Linked DNA regions of Mus musculus: region 1 is linked to region 2. The links are chromatin loops, found by intact Hi-C in ENCODE. Cell type or tissue: heart. All regions are shown on one strand. Each heading gives the region's core, and the rest is flanking DNA. Links, peaks and the distances in the headings are about the cores only. Region 1 holds the start of E330021D16Rik (RIKEN cDNA E330021D16 gene). Region 2 overlaps Gucy2c (guanylate cyclase 2c).

The links. Hi-C counts contacts between places; a loop is a spot of excess contacts. Peaks named below come from ENCODE experiments on the same cell type or tissue, not always from the same donor. Only the 100,000 strongest peaks of a DNase experiment are listed, where the experiment ranks them.
Region 1: a loop joins it to region 2, with 12 times the contacts of the local background. A loop is called at or near these places in 21 of 42 quality-filtered maps.

What each region holds. Positions count from the first base shown.
Region 1 is chr6:136,414,852-136,430,667 of GRCm38, forward strand. It overlaps E330021D16Rik (RIKEN cDNA E330021D16 gene), which reads right to left and starts at 718. Exons shown (of 2, transcript NM_001201390.1): 1 at 476-718. In heart, for the core only: CTCF peaks have their summits at 6,396 (motif pointing left) and 7,695 (motif pointing right); no DNase peak of the experiment used is centred there; H3K27ac peaks cover 1,297 bases.
Region 2 is chr6:136,736,460-136,752,275 of GRCm38, forward strand. Gucy2c (guanylate cyclase 2c) reads right to left here. Exons shown (of 27, transcript NM_001127318.1): 8 at 14,460-14,595; 9 at 12,320-12,405; 10 at 7,457-7,568; 11 at 4,151-4,232; 12 at 898-1,003. Among named protein-coding and RNA genes, the nearest start is that of Gucy2c, 37 kb to the right of the region's middle. In heart, for the core only: a CTCF peak has its summit at 6,529 (motif pointing left); a DNase peak (open chromatin) is centred at 6,512.

The DNA of each region.
Region 1 (15,816 bases), core at 3,326-11,325, 320 kb before region 2:
GAAAAGAAAAGAAAAGAAAAGAAAAGAAAAGAAAAGAAAAGAAAAGAAAAGAAAAGAAAAGAAAAGAAAAGAAAAGAAAAGAAAAGAAAAAGAAAGGAAAGGAAAGGAAAGGAAAGGAAAGGAAAGGAAAGGAAAGGAAAGGAAAGGAAAGGAAAGGAAAGGAAAGGAAAGGAAAGGGAGAAAAGAAAAGAAAAGAAAAGAAAAGAAAAGAAAAGAAAAGAAAAGAAAAGAAAAGAAAAGAAAAGAAAAGAAAAGAAAAGAAAAGAAAAGAAAAGAAAAGAAAAGAAAAGAAAAGAAAAGAAAAGAAAAGAAAAGAAAAGAAAAGAAAAGAAAAGAAAAGAAAAGAGAAAAGAAATTGAAGTGCTTTCATACCTCAAGTGAGGAAAAACCAAGACACAGTCACAATATGAACAAAGCAAAATCAAAACTCCAGTAGTATAAATAATTCAGTGTCTAATATCTGAGAGTTACTCACAATCTGGGCCCTTCCAACAGGCTTGGGACCCTCTTCTGGCTCTGCTCTCTGCAACACAGCTTGTCTTCTAGTGGCCGAGACTGCCGTTCTTGGAGGTCATCCCAGGCGTGGTACTGGAATCTCCGAAATGCTGGAATCTTCTGCTAAAGCTAGGCGACACTTTCACTCACAGCCTCTCACAGCCTCTCTTCGTGGTGCCAAGCCTCAACTTCTCTGCATGACCTCTTGAATCCCGGAGCTCCTATTGCCTCTTTGGCTCTGCCTTCCTTTATGGCCTCTCCCAGTAGCAAACCTCAGCTGTTCTCCGTGACCCCTTCCTGCCTTCTAAACCAGTACCACCTGGGTGACTTCAACTACCAAGTTCAGCTGCTATCACAAGGCTGCACAAACTTGGCCACTTCTGGACCGCAGCTTCTGTGTGCTGGCCCTAAGGAAATGCTTCCCAGAAGATTTCACCTCAATGATGTTGTTGGTCTCTTCTTAACCATAGCTGATTCTTCAGCCCTAGCTGACCAGCACCTATTGTCCCAGCAAAGCAAACATTTTACTTTAGTGGTTCTGGTCTCTTATTAATCACAGCTGATTCTTCAGTTCCAGCTGACCAAATACCACAGATTCTTCATGCAAGTGCCCTGGTAGAGTCTCTGAAGGGTTCCAAGCCAGGCCTCCATCTTCTGCACGGCTCTCTCAGCATTCTGGTTTTGAAAGCTGCCACAGAACAGCTCAGTGAGCTCTTAACAATCAATAACTTTTCTAGCCCAAAGTTCTTCCACAATCCTCCCCCCAAAGTGTGGTCAGTTCTGTCACAGCAATACCCACTATCCCGGTACCAACTTGTCTCAGCGAGGATGCGTATTGCCGTAAAACACCTTGGCCAAAGAGTTGGGGAGGAAAGACTTTATGTGGCTTCTGCTTCCACATCACTGTTCATCACCAAACGGAGTCAGGACAGAAACTCAAAGCAGGGCAGGAACCTGGAGGCAGGGCTGGTGCTCTTCAATGAGGAATTAAGAAAATGCCTTACAGGTAGGCCTGAAGCCTAAACTTATGGAACTGTGTTCTCTAAGGACCCTAGGTTCTATGAAGCAGACATAAAACTAGCCAGGACACTGACGCAAAATGAAGTGACCGAAGGGCACAGACTTGTTCCTGGAGTCTCACTGAGCCCAAGGAATCCTGAACGCAGACCACCATTCCCTTCCTTTCTCCACACAAAACACCGGAAGCTGTGGAACGGGGTATGACGTTCTCTCAAATCAGAAAACTCATGTGTGAGGTCACAGGCAGCAGATACACAAGTCTTTCCTTGAGTCTATCCCTTCAGCAACATTTGCTTCCATTCTCACCATGAACACCAGCTAAAAGGACCAAAGATGGCCAACATGCACATTCGAGGAAACTAAGTGTGCTTTTTGCCTTGAAATTGCTAGGCCAACAGGCAATAAAATCACCTCAGAATGAAGTATGACCTCAAAATGTGGAACGTTAGAAAACTGGAAGGTACTGGTTAGGAAAGGGTTAACAAGGAAAGCAACCCTGCTTCTATAAAGTCCACGGTGCCCACAGAGTGTCTAGGTTTTCGGTATCATTGCCAGCAGTATTTACATACACGGCTTCTTCACGTGTCGAGCATGACACGGCCTCTCCTTCTGAACACAGTGGCTGGACACAGCCTTCCTGGACGGTCTGGTGAAGAGTTGTTTATTTTAGGCATTATTGATACCTAGTTTGAAAGCGCTTACCAATAGGTTTCTGTATGAGGCGGCGTTCCATTTCTATAGTAAAATACCTGAAGCAAATAACTTATAAAAGTAAAAGGTTTAGTCTATCATATATAGGGACTAGATTTAAATTACATATATGTATATATGTGTGTGTATGTATATATATGTGTGTGTATATATATGAATATAAGCAAGGTGTATATGATATATAGGCAGGAAAATATAATGAAATATTGGACGGTAGCACATGCCTTTAATGCCAAGACTTGAAAGATGTTGTGTGAGGATCAAGAGCTTGCCATCTGTGGCTACATAGTAACTCTTGGGATAGCCTAGGATACTCAAGACCTTCCTTCAAAAAAGAAAAAAGAAAAGAAAAGAAAAGGAAAGGAAAGGAAAGGAAAGGAAAGGAAAGGAAAGGAAAGGAAAGGAAAGGAAAGGAAAGGAAAGGAAAGGAAAGGAAAGAAAAGAAAAGAAAAGAAAAGAAAAGAAAAGAAAAGAAAAGAAAAGAAAAGAAAAGAAAAGAAAAAGAAAAGTTCCCGGAAAGAAAGTTATTGTCAGTTCCCCACACCAACACAGTACCTCACAACTGCTTACGACTTCAGTCTCAGGGAATTTGATGCCCTCTTTTGACACATATGCTCACACACGCTCACATACAGACAGACAAATAAATAAGTTTTTAAAACAAATTAAAATTCAGAGAAGAAAGTTTATTTTGGAATCGTAGTTTTACATGGTCAGTCCAGAATTGAGTGCTCAGCTCTGTGCAATGGCAGTATCATAGCCAATGAGTTTTATTCGAGGTGTGATTATTGCCAATTGACAACAGAATAAGAGATAGCGGGGGCCGAGGGGGGTGGGGGAAAGAAAAAAGAAAACAGAATTGAATGCCCTGTTATGTGGGGCCTCAACCTGTCAGGTCCTAAAGAAACCCTGAAGGAGGCTAACACTCCTGTGAGCTCCCTGAGGCTCCGCCCAGAACTTCTCAACCCCGCCCCCAACAATGCTGGGCTTATGGGCATGTCCTGCCTGCTCTATTCATACAGCACTGAGAATGGAACCCCAGGACTGTGCCTGCTATGAAAGCACCGTGCCAACTGAGCTACATCCCCAGCCACACCCCAGAGGGAGCAGGAGTTAGATTCCTGACAAGCAGATAGATAAGAAGAGGGGCCAGAAATAGATAAAAAAAAAAAGATGGGGGTTTAACAGTTTCTTCTCATACTTCTGACTGGAGACAAAGATCTAAATGTCCGGTGGGCCTTTTCTCCTATCACTAGGGTTCCCCTGCCACTGAGATTGGAGACTCGAGGAGTTGAAATGAACACTTATTTTATCACGAGGGGGAGGCCGGGGTGGAATTCCGTGGCACAGAGCGTCAAATGCATGTATTTTAAAGGCTTGGCTCCTGGGGGGTGGTACTGGAAGATGGGGAGCCTTTAAGAGAAAGCTTATTAGGTCACAGAGGGCATGCTCTAGAAGAGGATTGTGGGACCAGTCACTTCTCTTTCTCTTACCCTTCCTGGCTCACAAGAAGCTTCCTCTGCCATGCATCTCCAGCATACAGTGCCTTGGTGAAAGAAAAAGAGGACGTGCCCGCTCCAAGGAACGCCTAGGAGGAGGGGTTTCATGTAGATAAGAGGGAGAACAGCCAGAGGCATTTGCAAGAGTCCAGACTGAAGCAGGCCTTGAGGGGAAAGAGAGAGAGAGGAGAGAGATAGAGAGAGAAGAGAGAGAGGAGAGAGAGAGAGAGAGAGAGGGAGAGAGAGAGAGAGAGAGAGAGAGAGAGAGAGAGAGAGAGAGAGAGAGAGAGAGAAAAGAGAAGAGAGAAGAGAGAGAGGAAAAAGAGAGAGAGAAGAGAGAGGAGAGAGAGAGAGAGGAGGGGGGGAGAAGCCAGATGGGAAGAGGGGAGTTTGAGGCCAAGAGAGGCTACGTGAGGACATACCTCAAAAACAGGCAAGAAAGTCAGCGTCGCCATGGGAGGAAAACAGGTCCAAGGGTTGTAGCCTGGGCAGCAGGAGTGACCTGGGGTTTGTTCAGAGCAAAGAGAACGAAGGCGAGGGCTCAGGAAACTTGCACACTCCAGTGCCTTGCCAGCGAGAGCAGTAGCCACCACTCGCATCCTGGCAACCTCCTTTTGGTGCTAAGGAAGTTGCTGGCACTATGGGTGCAATCTCCATTCGCCTTGCATGTTGTCTTTCCCTCTGCCTTGTCATCCTGAGAGGGAGACACGACTCAGTTCCCACTAGAAGACGGCTCCATCTTAAGTGTGCATTATCCTCATGGGATGAGCTGCCTGCAAAACTCCAGTTCCTGGAAAGTGCTGAGCCACGAGTGTAGACTTCTAGGAATGTCCCTCTAGGAATTCTACAGCAGGGCATTCAGAATGTTCCAGAAAAATCTTTAAACCCCCTTAGGTACTTATCTGGGTGTGTTGAACCTTGAAGCAGAGGACAAACACTATCTAAATGATTAACATGGAGAGTGGAGCAGGAATTTGTCCCAGTTTAAAGCAGAAGAAGCAAATACAAAATGAAGGCAGAGGGGCAAGGTTCTACCTTGCTTTTAGTTACCCATTAGACATCTGCCCGGGGCAAGGTCAGCATTTCCTGCAGATGCAGCCCGTGTCCCTGTCAGAACCCCAGTCAGGACAACCATTGTCGAAATGATTACTGCAAGTGCTGGCGAGGGTGCAGAGTCAAAGGAGTTCTCAAACGCTGTGGAAGAGAATGCTGAGACCCATCAGTGAAAGCAATCCGGGGACTCTCAGGGAATAAAAATAGAATGACCATAAGACCAGCAACCCCACTACTATCTCCAAAAGTAATTAAATCAGTTTGCCAGAGCACACCCTGTGTTCACTGAATCATATGTGGGGCTTTTTTTTAAAGATTTTATTTATTTATTTTATGCATATGAGTACACTGTATCTGTACAGATGGTTGTGAGCCTTCACGTGGTTGCTGGGTACTGAACTTGCTCTGGTCAGCCCTGCTCTCTCAGTCCCTGCTTGCACCGGCCCAAAGATTTATTTATTATTGTACATAACTACACTGTAGCTGTCTTCAGATGCACCAGAAGAGGGCATCAGACCTCATTAAGCATGGTGGTGAGCCACCATGTGGTTGCTGGGATTTGAACTCAGGACCTTCAGAAGAGCAGTCAGTGAGTGTTCTTACCCGCTGAGCCATCTCACCAGCCCTCATTGAATCATTGTTAACGACAGAACAATAACAGTAACAATAAAGACAATGAGATGTGCAGGTACCATAAAATCCTCTCCAGTCATACAGTCATAAAAAAAAAAAAATTAAAGGAAGAGGTGGGGCTGGAGAGATGGCTCAGCAGTGACCAGCATTGGCTGCTCTCCTGGAGGACCTATGTCCATTCCTAGCATCCACATGGAGTTGACTACCATCTGTATCTTCATTTAAAGGGAATCCAGCATCCTCCTCTAGTCTCCTCAGGCATGGGCAAAACATTCATACATAAAATAATGATTTAAAAAGAAGATTCAGGGGCTGGAGAGACAGTTCAGTGGTTAACAATAATGATTGCTCTTCCAGAGGTTCAGAGATCAACCTCATGCAACCACATGGTGGCTCACAACCATTTGTAATAGGATCTGATGTCCTCTTATGGTGTGTCTGAAAACAGCTACAGTGTACTCGTATACATAAGGTAAATGAATAGATAATTTTTTTTTAAATCAAAAACAGTGAATGAGGGCAAGAACTCAAACAGAGCAGGAACCTGGAGGCAGGAGCTGATACAGAGGTCATGGAGGGGTGCTGCTTACTGGCTTGTCCAGCCTGCTTTCTCACAGTACCCATAATAGCCTGGGGCCTCTGCCATTAATCACTAATTAAGAAAATTCTCCACAAGCTTGCTTATAGCCAGATCTCATGAAGGCATTTTCTCAGTCAGGGTCTCCTTCTCTCTGATGACTCTAGCTTGTGTGGGGTTAGCATAAAGCCACACCATGCTCCTCAAGACTAGCTCTTGGGACTTGAGCCCACGAGGTCCCTTCTCTTAAAGGTTCTACCTCCTCCCAAAAGCACCACGCTGGAGCCCAATCCTTCAACACCTGGGCATTTAAGGAACACTCTCTATACAACTCTAGCACTATGAGGGAACAGTTATCATCTTCCCCATTGCTGTGGTCTGTGACAGTGCTGATTTCTATGTACAGCGCCCTCTACAGACCTGTGTTTGAATAACTATTGGTCCCCAGCTGCTTAGGGGTACTGCTTTGAGGAGTTGGAAAATCTTTTAAATGGGAGGCCCCCAGGGGCAGTCCTTCAGCTATACCTACCCCCATTCAGGCCTTAGGAGTCTGCTTCTTGTTTGACCAAGATGTAAACAAGCTGCTTCAGGTTCCCATGGCCATGGGCAGAGCCCTCCAGCATCCGTGCCTTCTTCACAGTATGGGCTTCATCCCCTAGACCTGCAAGCCAAAATAAGTCCTTCCTCCCTTCCATTACTTCTTTGGGCCCCTTTTCTCAGGGGGCCTAATGGATACTTAATTACACAGGTCATTATAAAAGGTGACCGTAGGGGGCCACCCTCTAACCGTCTTCATCATCAGTTACTTTTCTGTTGTTGTGATTAAAAAAAAAAAAAAAAAATCACATGGCCAAAAGCAGCTTAAGGAAGAAAGAGTTATTTTAGCTTCCGGTTCCAGGGAATAAAGTCCGTACAGAAGTTGCTGGAAATAGAGATTGACATTTCATCCACACACAGGAAACAGGGAGGCAGAGCAGGAAGTGGAGAGGCTATAAACCCTCAAAGCCCACCCATCCCCCACCCCCAGCGGCATGCCTCCTCCTCCTCCAGCAAGGTCCACATCATCAAGGTTCCAGAACCTTCCCGACCGCACCAGCAGCTAGGGAGCGGGCCTTCTGATTCATGAGCGTATCGGGCATTTCTCATTCCAGTGGGACTGTTATCACATATGGCTCAGGCTCTTAATGACAGAAGTAGGAAGTTTATCGCTTTTCTAGAGAGCAAGCTGATTTAGTAAAAGGCTTTTGATGGAAGATGTGACCTTCATTTGATGGACAGAGCCAGCGTCCTCCTAGGAATGGCACTGACGGAGGAGATGCGCCAGGTCAGATCCCTCCTCTCCTTTTGATCTTGTTTTGATGCTTCCCACCGCCCTCATCTGCCTGGAAGTTAAGGACACGGAAGCTTATAGATGTGCCTCCCATAGGCTAGCCTACGCTCCCAAGGCATAAATTTAGCAGGACAGAGAACAGGGAACACAAGTCCAGAAGGGGGATATGATGACAGTCCAGCTAGTTTACACTACGATGTTAGCACAGCATCCTTACTCTAGCGGGTGGCTGGAACGGTGACAAATAGCTATGAATTTAATGAGGGAAATAGGAAAAAGAGTGCCCATGCCTTTCCAAAATGAAAAGAGTGAAATTTCTCACCTCAGACATAAAGAACTTACTTGATTCTTCCTTGCGTGGTGCAGTGCACAATGCCATCCAGAAGGTGGCAGCATTGGCAAGCCATCTGCCACTTAGAAATCCAAGGTACAAAAACATTTTTCACAGTTATCACTGATAGACAATAAGCTTCCTAGACAGAATAACTTTGAGAGATTCCGTTTGTTTTATTATCTTTTAATTCCGTATATGCATCTGTGTCTGTGTGCGGGTAAGTGTGCGTGAGCACAGCCACCTGCAGAGACTGAAGACCTCGGAGCCTCGGGAGCTGGAGCTCAGAAGGCTGTTGAGCTGCTGGGCTTGGGTGCTGGGAACTGAATCTGGGTCCTCTGGAACAGGAACAAGTCCCCTTAGCCACGGAGCTGTCTTTCCAGCCACCAGAATAACAACTTTTAAGTCACGGATGGTCCTAAGTAAATGACGTGCAGAGCTTACTGTTTAGTAGCTATATATAGTTCTGTGCATTTTAAAGAGTATAAATGCCCCATGTTGCCTGATGATATCATCAAATGCAAATACATAATCTACAAATATAGTAGTGTCAAATGCCTATATGTATTAAAGCTACAAAATATCTCCCATTGTAGATATGTACAAATAATTTATAAACTGCATTCTAACATTGAAGCAAAATATGCTGGCGAACACTTGAGGTCTCAGCAATTGGGAGGTGGAGGCAGGAATGGCAGGAGCTCAAATCCAGCCTCAGTTACATGGTGAGTTTGAAGCAGCCAGGGCACATGATGATGGGCTAATAAGACCATACCAGGTGGAATAACTAGAAACAACTGTTCACAAGCCACATATAAAGCATCATGTTTTGGGAACTCAGGGGATAACTCAGTCAGAAGAGAGCTTGCCCCGCAAGCATGAGGACCTGAATTAGACTCGGAAGCCACAACGAAGATCTGAGAGTGGCAGTGCTTGCTTGTGCGGCCAGCAATAGTGAGGTGGGGATGGGCAGATCTGGGGGCCCAGCAGCTGGCCAGCCTAGCTCACCTGGCAAGCTCCAGACAATGAGGGAATCTGGGCATCACAGATATCACATCAGCTATTGAAAAAGAAAATATCGATTGGCTTCTAAATGTCATTTGTACTTTGTTTACCGTGTGTGCCTGTGTGTGTGTGTGTGTGTGTGTGTGTGTGTGTGTGTGTGCATTGTGGAGGTGAGAGGACAACCTGCAGGAATCGGTTCTCTCCTTCCACCCACGTGGGATCCTGGAATACAGCTCAGGTTGGCAGAGTCAAGCACCTTGACTTGCTGAGCCATCTTGTTAACCCTTAAATGTCCTTTTTTAATAAGACATTTATTTTTATGTAGGTGAGTACACTGTAGCTGTGCAGATGTTTGTGAGTCTTCATGTGGTTGTTGGGAATTGAATTTTTAGGACCTCTGCTCACTCAGATCAACCCTGCTCCCTCAGTCCCTCTTGCACCAGCCCCAAATTTTATTTATTGTTATTCATAAGTCCACTGTAGCTGTCTTCAGACACACCAGAAGAGGGCGTGAGATCTTATTAAGGGTGGTTGTGAGCCACCATGTGGTTGCTGGGAATTGAACTCAGGATTTTCAGAACAGCAGTCAGTGCTCTTACCCACTGAGCTATCTCTCCAGCTCTTAAATGTCATTTTTAAATTGTTTTAATAATATTCAAAATTGTGAAGTTTTTAAAATGTACATAGAGATATTGTCAGTACTGGAGGCCAGCTTTAGCTAAGGACACAGGATAGCACGTAAAATGGGAACACCAAACCACGACAGTGTGAAGGCCTGATTTCTCAGTCTAACTTGGAGACAAGTAATACATGAGAATATGGTTGAATAAGGCACCATGCTGTGTTCCTGCAGGCAGCTTGCCACCTCCACAGAGTCACAGAGGGCTGAGCGGAGACCATGTTTGTGGGGCTGATCACAGTGGAAACATCACCCTGTGGTGATGGGTGATGGAGACAGATGGGCTATAGAGACAGCTCAGCAGATAAATGCAGGATCTGAGCTCAGGTAAAGCCATAGGTCCCAGGGTCAGCCAGCTTGGCATACAAAACAGTGGATCCTGCCTAGAACAAGGTGAAAGGCAAGGACTACATCCAAAGTGGCCGGACCTACACACACACACACACACACACACACACACACACACACACACACACACACACACACAGAGGCAGAAGTGCAGGTTGTAGTATACCCATGAGCATGCATATGGGGAGGAGAGTAGGGAAGGGGGAGAGAAAAGAAAAAACTGGGGAATAACACACTGTACCCCCCAGCCCCCCCGCCGCCCCCATAGTAAATCAGGGGCAATTTTTACTCTGAAAAGATTTTGGGGTGTCTAGAAAAAGATTTGCTTGTCACAACTGCAGCAGTGTTAATGGCGGTAGCTAGTGGTTGAAGCCAGCTAGACAGGAAACGCCCTGGACACACAGAAAGCCTCCCTCTACAAATAAATCCTCTGACATGTGTAGGGTCTCTGTGAGAAACTGCTCTAACAGAAACTGCATCCTTAGGGTGACAGGAATAGGAGGGAAGACGGGGAGAGTGTAGAGTCACAAAGACGGAACAAATTTAAAGATGCCTCACTGAGCAAGAAGAGTTGAGATGTTCTTCCAGATGTGAGAGAGCTGATCATGATCATATTTGCATTGCAGAATGAAAAACAAATGGCGACAGGATGAAAATGGGTTGGGGATGGGCGGGGTTGAGAAAGAAACGTTGTAACAATTCTCTTGGGTTTGTTTCCTTTGGGTTCTTGTCTTAATCACAGCGAATGTGTTCAGGGGAAAATGCATTTCAAGATTGAAAGTGTGGTAGCAGACTTCTCAACCTTCCTAATGCTGCAACCTTCTCCGACCACCAGCGGTGTGAATTACCACACACAGACTTTTATACAGTTTAGAGCTTAGGCCCTTTGCTGGGGCAGTCTCCCAGCTACCATTTAAACTTAACCTCACTCTTCTAGCCTGGGACCTGCCTCATGGCTTGCTCTATACTTCCCTGCTCCCTTCTGGGTCGGCCTCCGAATCTCTTGCTTCAGCTCGCCTCTCCCGGCGACACTCTCTGTCTGGAAATTCCACCTTTGTACTTTCTGTTCCAGCTATTTGCTGTCAGATCTTTATTGTAACCAATCACAGGTGAGACAATGCCTGATACATCTCTAAGGTTGCCTTTAGACAGGTGAAGAAGACACAATAGAAAACCTGGAGATGGGAAGAAGTGACAATACCAAAATCCTGTGGGCACTCAGCTCTCTTCCAGTAGACAATTAAGCATTGAAAATACAAGGGCACACCTTCATACAATTTGAGGAAGGTTGCCCCAATGGTGGCCCAGTAATACAGTTCAGCACGCTGTGCTAAGCCAGCCACCAAATTATTTTTGTTGCTACCTTTATAACTGTAAACTTTGCTACTGTTATGAATCATGATGTAAGTATCTAATATTCTGTATATCTGTTATGTGACCCCTGTGAGAGTCATTCAGCCCCCAAAGGTGTCACGACAGAGGTTGAGAACCACTGGCTAATGGCTTCAAGATTAAATGAAACACCACCACCTACACCTCCGTTCCTACCTCCCCTGCCTCCCTCCCACTAAGCTCACTCCAGCTGCTGCTGCTGCCCACTCTGGCCCAACCTGCTCCTTTATGACTCCCAGACTTCAGCTGCAGTAAAGTTCTGATGCCCGCCCTACAGACTGGCGGCCCAGTTTGACCTGTTCTTCTTGTTTGGTCTTTGAAATTTCACTCTAGCCCTTTGTACCCATGAGAGGGTTGGAACGACTCCACTCCTTAGCCCTTTGGATGCTAGCTCTTAAAAACAATTGTGGGGCAGGGATGGTGTTGGGGGGGGGCGTGCAGGGAGGGGCACTTGGATATACTTTGCTCAACAGTGCTTGTTAGCATGTCCAAAGCTCAAGTTTGATCTCCAGCATCATACTGACCAAGATGGCATACTCTTGTAAGTGAAGGCTGGAGGATTAGATGTCAAGGTCATCCTCAAGAAATATATATGCATATTTATATATGTATGTGTATGTGTGTATATACACATACATATATATATGGTTTGAGGCTACCCTGGACTACATAAAACCCTATGTCAAAAGAAGAGAAGAGAAGAGAAGAGAAGAGAAGAGAAGAGAAGAGAAGAGAAGAGAAGAGAAGAGAAGAGAAGAGAAGAGAAGAGAAGAGAAGAGAAGAGAAGAGAAGAGAAGAGAAGAGAAGAGAAGAGAAGAGAAGAGAAGAGAAGCAACAGGACTGGAGAGATAGCACATCATTTGAGAGCAAGTACTGCTCTTTCATAGGACCTGAGTTCAAATCCCAGCACCAGTGTTTCACAAATGCCTGTAACTCCAGTTCTAAAGGATCTGATGCCTTCATCTGACCTCCTCGGACATCTACACACACGCACATGTGTGTGCACGCGTGCACACACACACACACACACACACACACACACACACACACACACAAATTAAAAAATAAAATACGGGGCTGGAGAGATGGCTCAGCAGTTAAGAGCACTGACTGCTTTTCTGAAGGTCCTGAGTTCAAATCCCAGCAACCACATGGTGGCTCACAACCATCCATAATGAGATCTGACTCTTTCTTCTGGAGTGTCTGAAGACAGCTACAGTGTACTTACATATAATAAATAAATCTTTAAAAAAAATAAAATACATGTTTAGTTTTTAAAGAAACAAACAAAAGGAGGGTGAGAGGAAAAGACAAGGCTTGGAAATTCCTTCCTTCATCCCTTTGGAAAAGGCTCTGTCTTCCCGTCTGTGTCTGAGTCTCTCTCCTTCCTGCTCTCTTCTGCCAAGTCAGCACATCTACACACCACATTGCAGGCCAACCACCATGTGTACCTGCGGTATTTTCTGCATACTTATGTAGACTACGGAAATATTTCAAAACTAAGCAAACTAGAAACTTAAGAATGCTGCCCCAGCTTTCTTTTCCTCCAGTCCACGCCCACCCTCACCCCATGTCCCTTGGACGCTCCCCAATAACTGGATCTAATCAGAATCCAGCAAGCAAACAAGCTCACTAATGCACTGAAATAGGCCAGCCTCTCCCTTCCGCCCAAGACACAAGCTAAGCAAGAAGAGAGGGCCTTGAGTCTGGAGAGGGAGAGAAATCAGTAAATCCCTTCCCCAACCTCTGTACCTGTGAGATGCTTCATGGAAAATTGTTCAAGCTCACTGTGAACCCGACTCTTGAAGTAGGGTTTTCAGAGTCTCCGAGTGTCCTTCAATGCCCCTTCTCTGAAGGATGATCTGGTTCTGTTAACTCTGTGACATGGAGGCAGAGAGCAGCAAAACAGCCCCAAAGTGAAAACACGGTGCCCCTGAGAACCGGAAGATGAACCCTTTCCTACACGGGCCGCTGTTATTCATCCCGCTATAGAAAGATGGTGGAGGAGGTGGGGGTTGGGTCGTTTGCCCAAAGAAAGAAAGCTCAACCTGGAACTCCAGCTGATACCTCAACCTCCCCAGTTTCTTTTGGATGCTGTGAGCACCTTATTTGATGACATCACCTTCCTGCAATTATTTGTTCTTTTGCTTGGAAGCCCCGTGGAGGAAAACACCCTGTTCTGTCAAACCTGCCTCCATCACGAACAGCAGGCTACCTTAGTGGGGTTTTTCCAGTTAATTTCTTCTGGGTATTTTTGAGCACCTGATTTGATGATGGTTTACTGCCTATCTATCTAACACTACTTATCCTTTTCCTTTGGCTATAGACTTATCAAACTCACTCATACAAAATAAAAATAAATAAATAATGTAGCTGTCACAGGTTCTTCTCTGCACTATATGGAACAGCTCCACTATGCAGCTAAGGTAAAAGACGGAAAGCATCTCCCAGGCAGTGGTGGCGCATGCCTTCAATCCCAGCCCTCGGAGGCAGAGGCAGGGGGATCTCTGAGTTGGAGGTGTTGATCCAGAGGTTCACCACAAAAACCAACTGTAGCATTTTGGGCCAAATTTGAAGCAAGCTTTATTATTAAGTAGTACATACTGATCAATAGATGGACTTTGGTCAGGGCTGTTACTCAAATTTTCCCACCTGAGAATGGCCTCGAGCCTGATGTTACAGGGGCGTATACGGACATGAGGTGTTATTTCCCAAGAACTACAATTCCCAGCATTCAAGGAAATGACCTGGTTCCTGGGCAGCTAGGGCTTACAGGTTAACTGGACTTTACAGAAGTTCCAGGATTAGCCAGGGCTACACAGAGAACCCCTGTCCGGAAAGACAATTAAAAAGTGAAGCATTACTGACGTTCTCAAAGCCCCTCCTCTCCTCTTCCCTCTCCTCCCTTCCCCTCTCCCTAAAGACTATTGGTTTCTGACTTTATCTCAATTGGTAGAGTGAGTGTGCAGCCTGTACAAGGGTTCGATCCCCAGCACCACATAAACTGGGCACAGTGGCACATACTGTACTCCCAGCACTAAGATATATAGGAAAGGGGGATCAGAAATTCAAGATCGTTTTTAGTACATAGCAACTTGGAGACCAGACTGGGCTACTAGAAACACTGGAAAGAGGGAGGGAGGGAAGGAGAGAGGGAGGGAGGGAGGGAGGGAGGGAGGGAGGGAGGGAGGGAGGGAGGGAGGGAGGGAGGGGGGAAAACACCCCATTTCCCCACTCACCAGGAGCCCAGGACCTCCCACATGGGAGCCAATCACTCTGGCACTAAACTTCATCCCTAGCCCTTTTTATTTTAATTTTGAAGCAAAGTCTTGCTAAGTCATGTAGCAAGCTGGCTTTGAACTCACCCTGTAACCCACAAAAGCCCCCATTTTTTTGATTCCTTCTGCCTCTGCCATCTGACACTATCTTGAAACACGTGCTTCTCCCTCCAGAAAACCCTTACACTCAGACCTCATCTATTTATATATGAGTTAGTTACATGATTACATTTATGTTTATAAGCTCTCTATAGATGGGGCCAGCAAGATATCTCTGCAGTCGAGAGTGCCTGTGAAGAAGTCGGCTCAGGAACTTTAGAAAATTCCACCTCCTGGAACAGAAAGGTCATGAAGACTATAGGCAGCCCTCCCCTCTGGAAGGGAGGAGCTAGGTACATTCCTCAGACCACAGGAAGGAGGGACCAGCCACCTGCCACCTGCAGGTAGGGGAGGCCCAGAGCTGGTGGACACATTTTGCGACCCTTGGCCACCTACCTCATTCCTTATAGATCAATCAGTTTAAAGGTCACACTGTCCTGCCAATCACATTGTGCCAAATGGCTGCTGCATAGAGAACTGTATAAAGGCTGCACAGGGTCGTTCTTTCTCCCCATGTGCAGGGCAACCCCAACAAGTTGGAACAATAAATTTTTCTTGCTTTTTGCACAGATTCCCGACTCTGCGCCATGCACTCTGGGAGTCCCTGGTAAGCTAAGGCTCACCAGAGTCTTAAACCTGCTGCTCTTTCGGAGAGGAGAGTTCATTTCCCAGACCTCTCAGATACCGGAAGCCCCGGCTCCAGGAGGATTCTGGCTTCCACCTGCACCTGCACACACTTAACAAAGTTACACAGAGACACCAACCTACGTAAAGCAAATCTTTTTTAAAAAAAAAAAAACTTTTATCTAACAGAATAAAGAAAATAGCCGGGCATGGTGGCGCAAGCCTTTAATCCCAGCACTTGGGAGGCAGAGGAAGGCAGATTTCTGAGTTCGATGCCAGCCTGGTCTACAGAGTGAGTTCCAGGACAGCCAGAGCTACACAGAGAAACCCTGTCTCGAAAAACCAAAAAGAAAGAAAGAAAGAAAGAAAGAAAGAAAGAAAGAAAGAAAGAAAGAAAGAAAGAAAGAAAGAAAGAAAGGAAGGAAGGAAGGAAGGAAGGAAGGAAGGAAGGAAGGAAGGAAGGAAGGAAGGAAGGAAGGAAGGAAGAAAGAAAGAAAGCTTTACTAAATCATCGTGCAATATGGGGTTTCTGACATTTCAACGTTTACTTAAAAACAAAAACAAAAAACACTTTTTTTTTGTTACATATTTGGCTCTGAAAGAACTCAGTGGGGAAACCCCCACTCAGCTCCCGATTCGGCGTGCACCCAAGAATCACGAATAGAACACAACACCTTGATGTAACAACAAGAGGTATTTTAATGGCGGAGCTCCGGGTCGAAACGTATCTCACACAACAGGA
Region 2 (15,816 bases), core at 2,641-10,640:
TATCATCTATCTCATTTATCATCTATTTACCTATCATCTATCAATCATCTACCTATCAACTATCTATCTATCTATCTATCTATCTACCTATCTACCTACCTATCTACCTACCTACCTACCTACCTACCTACCTACCTACCTACCTACCTACCTACCTACCATGCCTTACTATCTCCGTGTGGCCCTACACGGAGGGCCACACTTAATACTTTGTCTTTTAGTATCACCCGAGAAGGCAGGATGACAAAGCTCAGTTAAGTAGCTTTTTTATGGGGAGTTTGCATTGCTACCTGCAGAAAATGTGGGTGAGTTGTTCAGATTGGTTACATTTCCCAGCCAAGGGTAACTTCTAGACAAATCTTAGCAGAGGCTTCCTCAGCAATGACCAAAATTTATGGCAGCTATTTAGCCTGAGGCAATGAGTCCTGAGGGTGTAAGAAGCCTGTAGATACCTCTCTTCCAGGTCAGAAGCCAAGAATGACCGACATACCATTGTGGGCTGAGGGTGAAATGCTCCCATGGCTCATGTGTTCGAATACTTGGTGCTTAGCTGGTGGTGCAGATCTGCGATGTGCTAGAACCTTTAAGAGGTGACACTTAGCTGGGAGGACAGGGGTGGGACAAACCTAATGGATTAGAACTTGGAACACATCTGGCCTGACTGCCTTCTCTTTCCTGATTGACCGAATTATGAGCAAGCCATGCAATAAACTGCTACTGTCACCTGCAGATGTGGTCCTAACACCATGAGCCAAAAGAAGCCCTTCCCCCGTAAGCTGCAAACATCTAAATCTTGGGATTTGGAATGAATGAAACTGTCCGTGCTTGGCACATTTGCGACCAGGCTACCTAAGTCTTGTCAGATACACATCAATGGGAAGAGCAAGCCTGCCTCACCTTCAGGCTGATGTGGTTGGTCTCGTTGGTCTCCAGAGGAAAGATGTTTTCAGAAGGAATGTGGGACCATTTCTTCTGTCGAAGTGCATGATCTCTTCTGTATTTTCTGTAGCAGGAATAGAACCAACAGGAGGTGTTTATAAACATCTGTTCCATTTGGCTCCCACACACAAGGACCTTGACCCCACTGTCCTCAGGCCAGCAGACACTGAGGTGTGGCTCTGTGCTCCCCCAACTGCTAAGGGGACAGTTGCCGGCTTTCCTCTTCTCTTCATTTTGGTTTCCCAAGCCCTTCACTAGGACAGTAATTCAGGATAATGAAGGATCTGACAGATGGTAAAAGGAATGGAAGAAATAAAATCAAATACCCGAGACCCTGAGAGCCCTGAGAGGCAGAAAATAAATGTACACTCTGAAACCACCATTGAGCTCGCTATATTCTCAAGTAACCCAGTCTCCTCTTCAGGCCTTGCCCTTAAAAGAAGTCAAATCATGCCCAAAGGGCCACCCCTGGACACCAGCGTTTGGGACATGGAGTCAGGAGGATTAGGAGGTCAAGATCATTGTTGGCTACATTGCAAGTTCAAGGCCAGCCCGAGCTGTGTGAGGCCCTATTTCAACATTTACCCCAACATACAAAAGTCGAGTTTTCTAATTCATTCCTCGGGTGTTATACATAACACCTTCTTGGGTTACAGGGAAGAAACACACTTTCTTCTTCTTGAAATACCTTTCCAAAGTGATGGGACAGTTTCCCACCCTGAGAACTCTCTTTTCCAATGTCTAGACATTGTTAAGCATTTTTAAACATTTATGATGTTTATAATATGGTGGCTCACTGTTGCTTAATTTTATATTTGTTTGATTTCTATGGAGAGGATCTTTCCAAATATTTACTGCCTATATATATAGTTATAGTTATATATATATATATATATATATAGTTACATAGAGTTGTTTATGATTTTCTCAGTTTTATTATTGTATCATTTTCTTTTATTACATGAATTTGAATCTCTGTGGGTATGAGTATGTGTGTAGTGTTCTGTGTGTGAGTGTATGCGTTGAGTGTGTGGATGTGTGAGTGTGTGGTGAGTCTCATGTGTGCATGCATACACCACAGAGTACTTCTGGAGATCAGAAGACCACCTTGGCTCCCGATCCTCACCTTCCACTGGTTTGAGGCAGGAGCTTGCTCTGCTGTGCTTTCCAGGTTAGATGGCCTGCGAGTATCTGGCACTTCTCATGTCTCCCATCTCGGTAAAAATGCTGGGATTGCAGATGTGCACAACCGTCCCTGGCTTTACCTGGTTCTAGGAATCTGAGCTCAACGCCTCAAACCTGCACAACTGCTGTTGCCCACTGAGCCATCTCCCGAGCCCCTTACAGGAATCTGTTTATGAATTATAACAACAAACACTATCTCCCTCTGTGTTGCAAGCCCTTTCTTCTGTGTCACCATCTCCTTACTGTTGTTGTAGGGAAAGTTTTAACTGTATCCAGGCTCATTTTTTAATTCTATGGCCTTTGTCTTCATCTTAACTCAGAACTTGTCCTTGTGTTCATTTCTTCTGCATTTTAGAGCTTGTTTTTTTACATCTAGGGCTTTAACTCTTAAAGCTCCACACAGAGTGGGCTGTATCCTATTGTATTAGTAACTTTAATTTCATTTTGGATGGAAAGCCGACCGTTCTGACGTCATTCCCTAGATGGCTTGCAAGTCCATCCCGTCACATCTGCACTCTTTCTTGCTGACCTACTTGTCTGTTCCTGAATTTATCTCCACTTTGTTGTCATTAGATCAACCCTGACTTACAGTCTGAAGATCATTTGCCATTCGCCTATTTAGTGTCCCCTAAATAGGATGCTCAACTTTCTTCCTCTGCTTCTATCTAACTCTGAGTTTTCCTTTATTAAATATGTGTAAATTAGCTCACCCCTGACCAGCTTTGGTGACCCTAAACAAAGGCAGGAGGGATGAATACCAAGACATCAGAGGCTGCCGGGCCATGATGTCTGTGGCCTTGGAGACTTTTGGGGCTCAACAGAGCTGTCATTTATCCTGGCTCAGGGAACATCATAAATCAATCCCTGTTTTTCATGCATCAGTAGTTGGAGTAGAAAACCGCATAGCATATGCCTAGTCTTTTGTATCAGGTCTCCTTATCACGACTGGCCATTAGGAATCCTCTGTCTCCAGGCATAGAGACAACCAGATCTATCTCCTATTTCCCCCATGGAAAGTTGATCGGCCTTAGTTTCTGAAAGATTAAATGGTCATGCTGTAGACCTGTTGTCCCCTGTATTCTGAGAAACATAGCTTTAGGACATGAACTCTGCCTTCAGAGCAAAGAAACCAGTCTTCCCCCTCACCAGAGAAAACATGCTATGGGCTGGGGGCACATGAGAAAGAATAGTCACACACTCTTACCAAAGTGTGTGACACACACAGATAATTGACACTTGACTTGGGGCATCCTGATAACACACCGAGAAAGAATATTCTGTGTTTAGTGCGCACAGGCAGAAGCTGGGATGCTTATAGAGTCATTGAATATTTAATAAGTCCTATGTCTCCAGCCAGCACAAGCTATGCCCAAGTCAGGCAGGAAAACCATGGCTCTGGTGCTCACCCGCCTGGATCTCTGCTCCCCCTACTCGCTACCTGCCAGATGGAGTCTGTCGCCCTTTCCTCGGGCTCTGGATACTTGGAACAGGTGATTTCTTTGGAGTTATTGGTTTAGTTTGTTTGTCTGGGACAGAGTCTTACTGTGTAGTGCAAGCTGGCCATAAACTCACATTCTCTCGCCTCAGTCTGGGATTACAGGCACGGGTCACCACATCTGGTGGCACGGGCGGTTTCTAAGCTTCTCCTAGGCTCCACACTATACTGTATGATGAATCTTCAATCTTTCACAATATACCAGTAGATCTCTGAAGATAGCTAGTTAGACACTGCTCATAACGTGGCTAGCTGGACACAAGGCATGTTTGCAGTCTTCCCAACACTCAGCAGAACTAGCCTGAGCACACAGACTCACAGGGGCAGAGGCCAGAGCTTCGATCTGAATCCTGTGCCTCAATGCCAGGGTTCTGATCTACACATATCGGCTTCTGCTTTTGACCCCGCTTTTGAAGTAGAGTGCCTTCTAGATCCCAGGTCTGCCTTTTTCATCAAGCACCGCCAATGGACACCAGGCTTGTCCCCTTCTCCCGTCCCCATCTGGAGGGCAAGCCTGTGGGAAGGAGGTACCTCAGCACGAGGAGGGCAATCAGCAGCAGAACTACCAGGATCCCCGTGAGCGTGAAGACGGCAATCATCAGGATTTGAGGGCCTGTGCAGAGAAGGAAGGGGTGTGCATTAGCGGGGCCACAGCACAAATGCGTCCCAGAGCCCCGCCTGGTGAAATGAAGCCCGAGGACAGGAGAGGGAAGAGCCCTTTTGAAAAACATTTTTTGATTAATCTTTTATTGGTGCTATGCATCCAGCATCTGCAGGCTCTGCTCCTCCCCTCCCCTCCCCTCCCCTCCCCTCCCCTCCCCTCCCCTCCCCTCCCCTCCCCTCCCCTCTCTCCTCTTCCTAAGTAGCTCAGAGTTGCCCTAAAACTTATGATCCCCCTGTGTGCTAGAATTATAGGTACATGCCACTAGGCACAGCCATGTAGCTCCTTATTTCTAACCAAAACCACTACTGTCATAGGAACATTAAGTGGTTTCCAACACATAATTTGAAGGGAGATAAGCCTACATGATATTCTCTAGATCTGTGTGTCTAAAGAGGTTCTATGCAGAAAGAAAGAGATGGCTATGTTTAAATGCTGGATGCATACTGTAAGAAAGCCAATTAGAATATTAAACCACAGTGCTGTATACTATTCCTCTCCAAGATTTCTATTATTGAGGGAAAGCAATAACTTGACTGTGTTAGAGTGAATGAATCTTGTGTGTGTGTGTGTGTGTGTGTGTGTGTGCGCGCGCGCATAGTTTGAGTAGAAGTCTTCCATTCACAGATTTTCAGAACAACAAGTGGAGTTCAGGAAAATGGGAGTGTAATCCGAGGAAACACTGGAGGGACGTCCAAGGACGTAAGGGACAAGTTCAGTGTCAGAAGCCACAGCAGTAAAAACCCTCGCAGGCTCATTCTGGCTCACGTGTGTGCAGAGCTTCCCCACCTGGCAGGAAGTAAGTACGCTCCATGAAAGGATGACTCAAAGTGAGAAGCAAAATGTGTAAGGAGCTGGAAGACAAAGGGATATGGTAAAAAGGACAAGGAGAGAGGAGAGAGTTGCATGAGAGAGGGGAGGGGAGGGAGGGAGGGAGGGGAGGGAGGGAGAGAGAGAGAGAGAGAGAGAGAGAGAGAGAGAGAGAGAGAGAGAGAGAGAGAGCACGCGCAAACAAATGCTCAAATAGGGAAAGTGTTCAAATTTTTTTTTTTTTTTAAAGACTGGAGGTCACTTCCAAGTACTTAATGAAATTACTCCAAGAAAAGATGAACAGATTTCTCATTAAAGTTCCACTCCCTCCCCCTCCACCCCCAGGAGTCTCTAACACAGCATGGGGGGACACTCAAGACCCTTGAAGGCACAGCTCGGTTGTCTACCAGCCAGCCTGTACCCACCATGAGTAAATTATTGATTTTTAAATGGCTGAAAGCTTTGAATAAAAGTTTGATCCTCTTTATTTTACCGAGACAAGAAAAAGATGCCCCAATATGAAAATATACTAAGACCCTCCTCTACTGTAAACTTATCACACATCTTGTAATGTTTTTGTTTAATCATACTGTATCCTAAACTTTTCTCATGTTCTCTCTCTCTCTTCCTTCTTCCTCCCCCACCCGCTGACCCTCTGTTGCCCCCAGTCCCTCGCCCCGCCACGCCCCATCCCTCCCCTGCTCCGTCCCAAGCAGAAGCTTAGCATGCGATAAAACTGTAGCACATTTCCATGAGGGCTGCTTGGCAAGCTTTGCCCTGGGGTTGCCTGTCACCTGGCTTTCTAAGTGACTTTGTTTCGCCTCTCACCTAGGCAGGAAAGTGCTCCCACCTCAGGGCTCATGCCATCATGACATCGTGACGTCATGTCATGACCATCATGAGACTGTCATGAAGTCATGTCGTGACCACATTTCTTTTGATGGATACAGTACTTCCACCATGCCTACCACCATCACACACTGCCACCGTAACACACCCCTAGCCCCAGACAAAGAGGAAGTCTGTAGAAAAAATACAACTCCACACTGTGGCATCATACACCCCCATGCCAGAGCATGAGTCTGAGCCACTCAGGTCATTTCAGTCCCTACCTGCCTACATAATGAGCACCCCCTGTGCTAGACATAATGACCATAATTAGATATTTAAACATGCTATTTAAATGAAATCAGTTCATTGTTGTTTAGACAGGGTCATACTCAGTAGTCCAGGCTGGCCTGGATCTCATTTTGTGGCCGAGGATTGCCTCAACTCATGGTAATATTCCCTTCGGTATTCCCAACACTGTGATTACAGATGTGAGCCACCTGGCTAAATGCAGTTGTTTAAAATTCAACCGCATTTTCATTTTGCTTCTCTGTTAAGTCAGGTTCAGGCTACTTCTAAGGCAAACCATCTGTGCCCTCTAGTGGCTATTCTGGTTGTTGCATTCTGCCGGCTTCTCAAAGAATGTACAGTGAACAGCAGGGTGATTTCTAAGTCCTAGGACAGTAGGGCTGGAGGGAACTCGGTAAACAGGCTGCTTTGCTAGAGGAGAAAGCTTTTAGTTGTAATCAAAGCAAACTGACTCATGTTAACGCAATTGTCTTTGGCTATGCTACCCTGGACCTGCCTTTTCATCTAAATTAATGGTTTTAGTGCTGGGTCCAGTGTGTGTGTGTGTGTGTGTGTGTGTTTGTGTGTGTGTGTGTGTGTAATTAATATAATATAATATATCACTATATTATATTTAATAATATTATATAACATTATATATTCTTATGATATTAATGTTACAATATATATTGTAGATTATATAGAATAAATTACATATTGAATGTATTGAATATATTGAATAATTGAATACATAATTATTCAATTATTCCAGTGCAGTATGCTTCAGCAACAGGTATCAGTGACTATTAGACCCCAATCTTGTACAGTATGTTGTAAAAAGACACATGAACAAGCAAATGTGGCGTGAGTACCGTGCAGGCGTCACACAGGGCTAGACAGATCCTTTCCTGAGGTGCTGAGCAAAGCTGAGGAGAGGTGAGATCCAGCAAATATTCCTTGCTTAAAACATTGAGTCTGTAGCAGTAACAGGATAAAGTACACATTTTTATGTCTATTCAATTTTGCTGATTTTCTGACTTTGTTTTCTAGGGGGTCCCGCTTATATGGAAACCATCTTCAAGACAGGGTTCGAATGTGGATGGGTCTAACCAGAACTCACTGGGCTTGTAAAACCCAGCCACAAACCTGGAGAGTCTAGGCAAGATGAGAAGAAAAGATAAACAAGCTAACTGCCTACAGCTTGCGCGGAAACCACATCGAGAGAAGGAAACTCAGCAAGAACGGCTTACCCAGCCCAGGAACGTCATTGGGGAGCTTGTGGTTCTTCCAGATGAAGTTGGGGTTCTCAGCCACCGGAATAGTTTTGTTTTTGTGGGTGTCATACTTCATAAGAACCTTGTACTGTGTTGGAGCCATAAACAAAGGCAAAAAGAAAAGAAAATCATGAGAACATTTTAGAGCAATGTGTGATGAGGCTGACTGTGTGTGTGTGTGTGGCTTTGGGGACGTGATCTCGATCTCTTAATCCTCCTGCCTCAGCTTCCCAAATTTTGGGATTACAGATATGAGCCATCATTACCAGTTGTTAATTAAGCCTCTATGAATAAAGCCTTCACGTGACGTTATCTGCTAATGGAAACATTATTACAGGCTATCTTTGAATTAGTGCTCTAGGTATTGACAATGCTGTGTGCAATATGTTTGAAACAGGGCTACCTTCTACAGTCACTATCCTTCCCTCAAAATATTCTCCATGGGAAATTTACATTTAGAGACTTGAGTCTGAAGGATAGAACCTATAGTTGCATATATAGAAGGTCAAAATTAGCCTGTATGCTAGGGTGTGGCTTATCAACTCTCTATTGATACCTACCCTGAGTATAGACTAGTATTCTGATAGCTCCATGTTTTGAGAGCTAATTGCTAGGTTCTCCCCAATACACACACTATGTACTGAGGTTGGAAGCAGTCAAATGCTGAGAAGTTTGACCAAATTTGTTTTGGGAGACCTGTGTAGGGAACAGTGGAAGTGTGGTGAGGAAAGGTCTCTCACACACGTCTTTGTGTCTCTTCCGAGGACAGTAGGGTCTTCATCTCTTTGGATGAGCATGTGGGTCTCTTTGTGTGGTTCCTGTTAGTAACTGAAGCATTTGGGGGATATGACACAAAAATTTTCCATGGCATGTGTATCAACTTTATATTCCTCTTAAAGTTTCTCCCTCCCTCCCTCCCTCCCTCCCTCCCTCCCTCCCTCCCTCCCTCCCTCCCTCCCTCCCTTCCTTCCTTCCTTCCTTCCTTCCTTCTTTCCTTCTCTCCCTGCCTTCCCTCCCTCCCTTCTCTTTTTCCCTCTTCCTTCCTTTCTTTCTTTTTTCTTTTTTTCTTTCTGTGTCTCTGCCTCTTTGCCTGTCTCTCTCTCCCTCTCTCCTTCCCTCCCTCCCTCTCTCCCTCCTTCCCTCCCTCCCTCTCTCCCTCCTTCCCTCCCTCCCTCTCTTTCTCTCTCTCCCCTTCTCTCTCTCTCTCTCTCTTCTTTTTTTCTATTTGGGAGGTGGGTATACATATCATTCATGTGGTGGTCAGGGGACAATTTTCAGGAATCCAATCTCTCCTTCTACCACGTGAGTCTTGGGGATCAAACTCAGGCTGTCTGTTTTAGAGTTGAGCACCCTTACCCACTGAGCCATCTCACTGGCCCCCAAATATAGTATTTCATTAAAGGTCCAATATAGTAACAAAAACTATAGATTCTGAAATGCTGTCTCAAATTTCTGGTGTCACTTTCTCAGGATGGGCATCTTTTCTGTAATTTTTTACATTTGCCATTGTAGATGTCTCTCAAAAGGCAGTGTCAATATATATAGACCTATGCATATATTATGACTTATTTATATTAATTATGTGTATGTATGTTATGATTTAAGCTTGCCCTAAGGTCCACTCTGGAACATTTACAAATGAATACTATTTCCTTCTAGATGTCCACTTTTTCTCTTGTAGGAAAAAGGTCTTTACTTGTCACTTGGCTGGCTGAAACAGTGGCTTTCATGGTTTAGACGGACACAGCTCCGGAAGGCATACAGGAAGCGGTTCCACTTTTAAATTCAGCCGTGAACTCTATACCAGACAGGAAGCTTCTTGTGGGAGATATGGTGAGAGAGTAGACCCTCTCCCCTCTTTAGAGGCTGCTGTCTTAGGGTAACTATTGCTGCACTGACACACATGTCCAAGGCAACTCAGGGAGGAAACACTTATGCTTCATCATCAGGGTTTCTCATCAGAGGAAGTCGGGGCAGGAACTACAACCAGACAGGAGCCTGGAGGCAGGAGCTGACACAGAGGCCATGCTTACTAGCTAGTAGTTCCCCTTGGCTTTCTTATAGAACCGTGAGCCAAAATGTCCAGCGGTGATCCCATCCATAATGGGCTGGGCCCTCCCTCCTTAATCACTGATTTTAAAAAATGTTCTACAGGCCTGCCTACAACCTCTTAATCGAGGTTCCCTCTTCTCCGATGACCATAGCTTGTGTCAAGTTGACATAAAACCAGCCATCACAGGCTCTTCCATAATAATGAAGTGGTACCAGGGCCTGGGGTATTGCTGTGATAGGCCTGACCATGCTTTTGTCTGGAAGAATGTGGATTTTTGAGACTTTGGGTTTGGAAAGTAGTGGAATGTTTTTAGTGCGGTGTAGTGGGCCATTCTAGTAAGAATGTGCAAGACTTTGCTGCTGAGATTGATTTGAACTGTGCAGGCCGGGCCCAGGAGGGTTCATTGGAGAAGAATTTCAATATGTGGCCTAGAGACTGCTTTTGTGGTATTTGGTGACGATTGTGGCTGCTTTTTGCCCTTGTCTAAAGAGTCTATCTGAGTCTAAGATAAGGAGACTTATATTAATTGCATTGACAGAGACTTTGCTCTTTGGTTAAGTCTCCTGAAGTTTTGAACAAGCATAGCAAGCTTAGAAAGGAAAAAATACAAAATATATGGTTAAAGTATTAAAGGGGCACCAGGAAGTGAAATGGGCCTGAATCCTATGTTCTAGGAGATAGCAGATTAAGGGATTTGGGAGTAAGAACCCATCCAGCTAAATTTAAATCCAGGCATGGTGGTACACACCTTTAATCCCAGAAGACAAAGCCAAACAGATCTCTGAGTTTAAGGCTAACCTGGGATAAAAGAAAAGCTTAAATCCAGGCATGGTGGTACACACCTTTAATTAGAGTATTACAGGAGAAAGCCATGCAGATCTCTGAGTTCAAGGTCAATCTACAGAGCAAATGCCAGGACAGACAAGCTTAGGCAGAAGAGTTGGAAAACAGGAAGCTGGTAGTAGAGTAAGGAGGGGGCCATGCATGTTCCAGCCCCAGCAAACATCAAAACATGGTAGCTTTGGCTATGTGGCTCTGGCTTTAGAGTGAAAAATAGAAGGGATTCCTGGGACAATTGATGCTGGTTAGTTGGAGCTAAGAAATTTGTGGTGATTAAGAAGATACCAGCATTACTCAGGTGAAATCTTCTGGGAAGTGTTTTCTGAGAGCACAAAGAAGCCATGTTCCAGAGATAGCCAAGGTTGTATTTCATGCTGCAGCTGTACTTGGTAATGTGTAAGAGTCACGCAGGTGGTACTGGTTTTGAGGCATGAAGGAGTCATGAAGAACAGCTGAGGCTTGGCACAGTGAGAGGACAGAGAAGGCCATTGATGAAGGGGCAGCCTCAGTTGTAGTTGGTGGCCTTCATGACTGAAGGGGTCATGCAAAGGTTTTGATGCTTGGCACCATGAAGAGAGCCTATGAGAGGTTATTTGTGAAGCCTAGTAACAGCAGAAGATCCCAATGTATTAGAGATGCTAGTACCATGGGATGATCACCAAGAACAGCAGCAGCAGTGGAGTGGATCAACCTGAGGTTAGAGTACTACAGAGGGCAGAGCTGGAGAAATGATGCCAGCCCTTTGGAGGAGCCTAGAAGATCATGTGTGGATGCCAGACATTGAAACAAGCTGTAACATTGAAGTTGTCTTGGAGACCCCAGATGCCAGAGCCATGGAGTATCTCCTGAGGAATACTGCTAACAGGGAGTGGAACCAGCCCAGGCAAAGAAGTTTGTTGCATTCAACAAAGATGAAAAAGGAGTTGGAGATATGAAAACTGCTTTGACATCAGGCATGGAGATGCAGAGTTTGGAGTTTGCCCGGCTGGTTCCTGTCTTCATTCAGGAATTACAGTTAAGTGATTGGATGGACCTCAGAAGAGTCTGAACTTTGGACGTTTAACCTTATTGATGTGCTATAGACTACGGGGACTTTGGAAGTTGAACTAAATGTACTTTTTGCTATGGCTAGATATGGTTCCCGTAAACTCATGTGTTTGAACAAGCCTATGGGGACCAGGGAGTGGAATGTCATGCTTTGAATATACTTGGCCCAGGGAGTGGCACTATTTGGAGGTATGGTCTTGTTGGCAAAGGTGTGTCACTGTGGGTATGGGTTTTAAGACCCTCATCCTATCTCCTTGGGAACCGGTATTCTGCTAGCAGCCTTCAGATGAAGATGTAGAACTCTCAGCTCCTCCTGCACCATGCCTGCCTGGATGCTGCTATGTTCCTGCCTTGATGATAATGGACTGACCCTCTGAACCTGTAAGCCAGCCCCAATTAAATGATGTACTTTTAAGAGTTGCCTTGGTCATGGTGTCTGTTCACAGCAGTAACACCCTAATTAAGACACAGGTGTAGAATGTGAGTTAAAGTCTAGCATCATGGCACTTTCATGTGTGTGCCTGAGAGACTGCACAGTTCACATGTTTCATGGAAGTGCTGATGGAGAGAGCTATTTCTTTGAAATATTTAGCTTGTAAAAATGCTTTACACTCTTTAGGAAAGGCTTGCCATCAGCTTGTTTCCTTTCATCGACTCTACTAGTCTGACTCCTATATGTGTGTGAGCTGATTTCTGATTAGAGGTTCTATATGCTAACACGCTTAGGGAATCCTACCACAAGTGGAGTATACATATGACAACCAAGAGAGCTGCCATGATCTATCTTTAGATTCTGAACATCAACCTCTCTAATTCCTTCACTGCCTCTCTGTTTCCAGTTAACTGCCCCTTTCCACCCAGTATTGTCACCATGGGGTCATATCAGGGGTCAGACATACTTTCCTGGTATCCAGAGACACATACAGAAGGGACATAATGTTGTCAATGTCCCCACTGTCATCCAGAGTCACAGGTCCTGCAAAGCCTATGGGGGGGGGGGAGAGAAAGAGAGAGAGAGAGAATGAATGAATGAACGAATGTTGGAGACCATCAATGGCTTTAGGCGTGGAACCTGCAGGATCCCAATGAAGATTGTAAAATGGATTAGAATCACTCTATAATATTCTTACCACATGGCCCTTACCTACTTCTTGCCCCTACTAATTGTGATTTGTGAAGGGTATTTTTATGGGGGAATGTTCGTTCATTTAGCAGGATAATCCTCTTCCTGCCATTTAGGATGTGGTAGGTTAATGATTTGCTGAATTCTCCACACTGCACAAGAATATTAGCTAAACCAGTGGCCGAGCGTGTAGGCCATAGCGAGTAGTCTACATTGTACAAAGAACAAAATCGCTTCACTAATGTTTGGTGGCTAAAACACTAAAAAAGATACTTCGGTTGTTTGTTTTTCAACTTCCCAACTGTAAACCATGCAGAATGTGTGCTTCGGTGGAAAACCTTTACATGCTCAACAGGACAGCTTACTTCTGCGATGCCCAAACAGTTCAGCTGGGCAGGATGCTTCCGGAGGGCCTGAATCCAGTCTCCAGAGCCCATGTGACAAGAGGAGAGAGCCAACTCCTACCAGTTGTCCTCTGACCTCTGCACACTGTGGTGTGCATACATGAATGTTCACTTGTGTGCACACCCCTGAATAAACAAATGAATGTAAATATAAAAAATCAAACCTAACATGTATTTCATGATTACCAGACACCATCTCTGTGTCAGAGGACTCCGCACATTTGCCATTTTCTTTTCTTCAGGACGTCATGACATAAAAATGGTTGCTTCTATTTTATTGATGAGAAATAATTTTAATCAGACTCAGAGCTATTAAAATTTTTTCTCAGGGCCAGAGTGATGCATGACTGTGTCTCTCTGCTTCTCCAGGGAAGCAGAAACCATGTACTTTTCAGGCCACAGCCACCGGCACAGCTTGTAGACCAGGTAGTGATTTAATCACTGTCTATCTTCTGGAGCCAACAAAGTGCTCACTTTGGTCTAGACAAAGGTTTTGCAGGGCAAGATTTTAAGATAATTTCTTTGTTTGGGTTTTTTTTTAAGATTTATTTATTTGTTATCTATAAGTACACTGCAGCTGTTCTCAGACACACTAGAAGAGAGCATCCGGTCTCATTACAGATGGTTGTAAGCCACCCTGTGGTTGCTGAGATTTGAACTCAGGACCTCTGGAAGAGCAGTCAATGCTCTTAACCACTGAGCCATCTCTCCAGCCCCCAGATAATTTCTTAAAAGGAAATTTCTTTATAATCTTTTTCTTTGATTTGAGACAAAGAAGCTCCAAGAGGAGCTTGCAGGATGGGTGTGTCGGTCTAGAAGTTGGGGGGCAGTTGGTGTGTGTGGGGAAATAGAGGCTTAACATAGGAAAGGAAGGGAGATATATTAAAATATAAAGAGATAAAAATAAAACTAAAAAAAAAAATTGAACCTAAGGCAAGAGAGCAGAAAGGAGATTGAAACTGGTTACTATGTGTGAGTGTGGTGTGTGTGTGTATGTGTGTGTGTGTGTATGTTTGAATGTGGTGTGTGTATGTGTGAGTGTGGTGTGTATTTGTGTGTGTGTGTGTGTGTGTATGTGTGTTAGGGGGCCAGGAGACAAGAGGATATGGATGGAGAAGAGAATCTACTAAAATGCAATTCATTTGAAAAAGACTGTAAATATACCTTATATGCTAACTTACAAAAGTAAGCCGCAAATTTTTCTCTTCTGGCAGGCAGCACATCACTACTCGTAACAACGCTCTGTGTAAACCTGCTCGTTCATGGAGCCCCCGACCTACATGCTCACTCTGCAGCACCCCACGAACATGCACTGCAGCAGCATGAGCTGCGGTCTAGTTACACATCACCACATCCCCAAAGGTTTATGCAATGCCCTTTCCTTCCATTGAGCTCCAGGGTCTTTAGCAATTGAAGCGTCAACCGCTGACACCTGTCTTGGTGGACTCCCACTACCCCCTCCCAAAGCCTGCATTTTTTTGACTTTATTGTTTGATCCCATGAGACAGGTACCTTGAAAAGTGAGATTCCTGAATGCACGAGCAAACTTGGGACCCGTGACATTTTCTCCATTTTCAAGAAACGTCTGCAGCATGTGTCCAAATAGCAAGGTTCCCTCCAAGTAAGCGAGAGAAAAGTCACTTCTCCCCTAAATGAGAAGGAGAAGATATATTTTAATGAGAAAAGGGGGTGGGATCTGGAACCTAGAGTAGGTATTCATGGGAAACATGATAAAATACATTCAGAGGATCTGGAAGCATGAAATTAAGGAAGACTTGGGAAACACCTGTTCGGGCCAGGGCTCCGCTGTCCCAGTTTTGCCTTCTCCTGGGATTAATAAACAAGAGCCCTGACTTTAGAGAAGGACCTAGAAGGCCTTGTGCTTCCTTCTTGTGATGGTGAAATACACAAGGTAGCTGCGAAAGTCAAATCTGCCATTTTAACATCCATATGGGATAAGCCCAGAGTGGGATGGGAGGGGCTTTGGTTGGCTGATGCACCACTGACTGCTTTGACACTGATTCCGAGCATCACTTCAGGCCCTTAACCTCTGTCCTGGCAAAATAATAGAGTTAGCATCCCACTGCCTTTGCGTCTGCTACGTGATGGTTCTCAGGGTCAGGAATTGAAAGTTCTCACCCAACTGAAACCAGATAGGTTCTGCTCTCTCATGTACTTTGGAACTCCCTTCTGTCCGAGTCACAGGACAACTCAAGTTCTTTGCACTTGGAATCATTTTGCAAAAAACATTAACAATAACAACCATAAAGGTCCTGGTTTTGTTTTTGTTTTTTCTGAAATCATCATTTCATGACATTTATTTTTGAGGGAGGGGATGCACGTGGAGGTCAGAGGACAACTTCTGGGACTCCTGCCTCTCCTTCCACTTTGTGGGACCCCAGGAGCGAACTCCGGTGATCAGACATGGCAGGTGTCTGTATTCACTGAACTATGTGGCCAGCCGCAAAGATCGTCATCATTTCACGGGATGAACAGAACTCAATTAAGATCTTGCATTGAAGGCGCTTACAAGCCTTAATTTTGGCAGGTCCATAACATGGAGCACGTGGGACAGATGGTCTAGGAAGAGGGATGATGCTCACCCTCCTTACAGTGCTTAGGCATTCACTCGCCATTGCAAAGTTGCTTGGGGGTATCTGAGCCACGCCCTCATTCATTTCTATAGCCTCTCTCAACAGAAAGCAGAAGGCAGAGGACAAACTGCAACTCATTAAAGCTCAGTGACTGACAGAGCCTAATGTGTCTTAGAAGCTCTGCAGTATAATAAGGTGACTATGGTCTAATGGGTAAGTGGAAGTCCTTGTTCTAGGACAAGTGCCAAACAAGGTAGGTGTACTGGCTAGTTTTG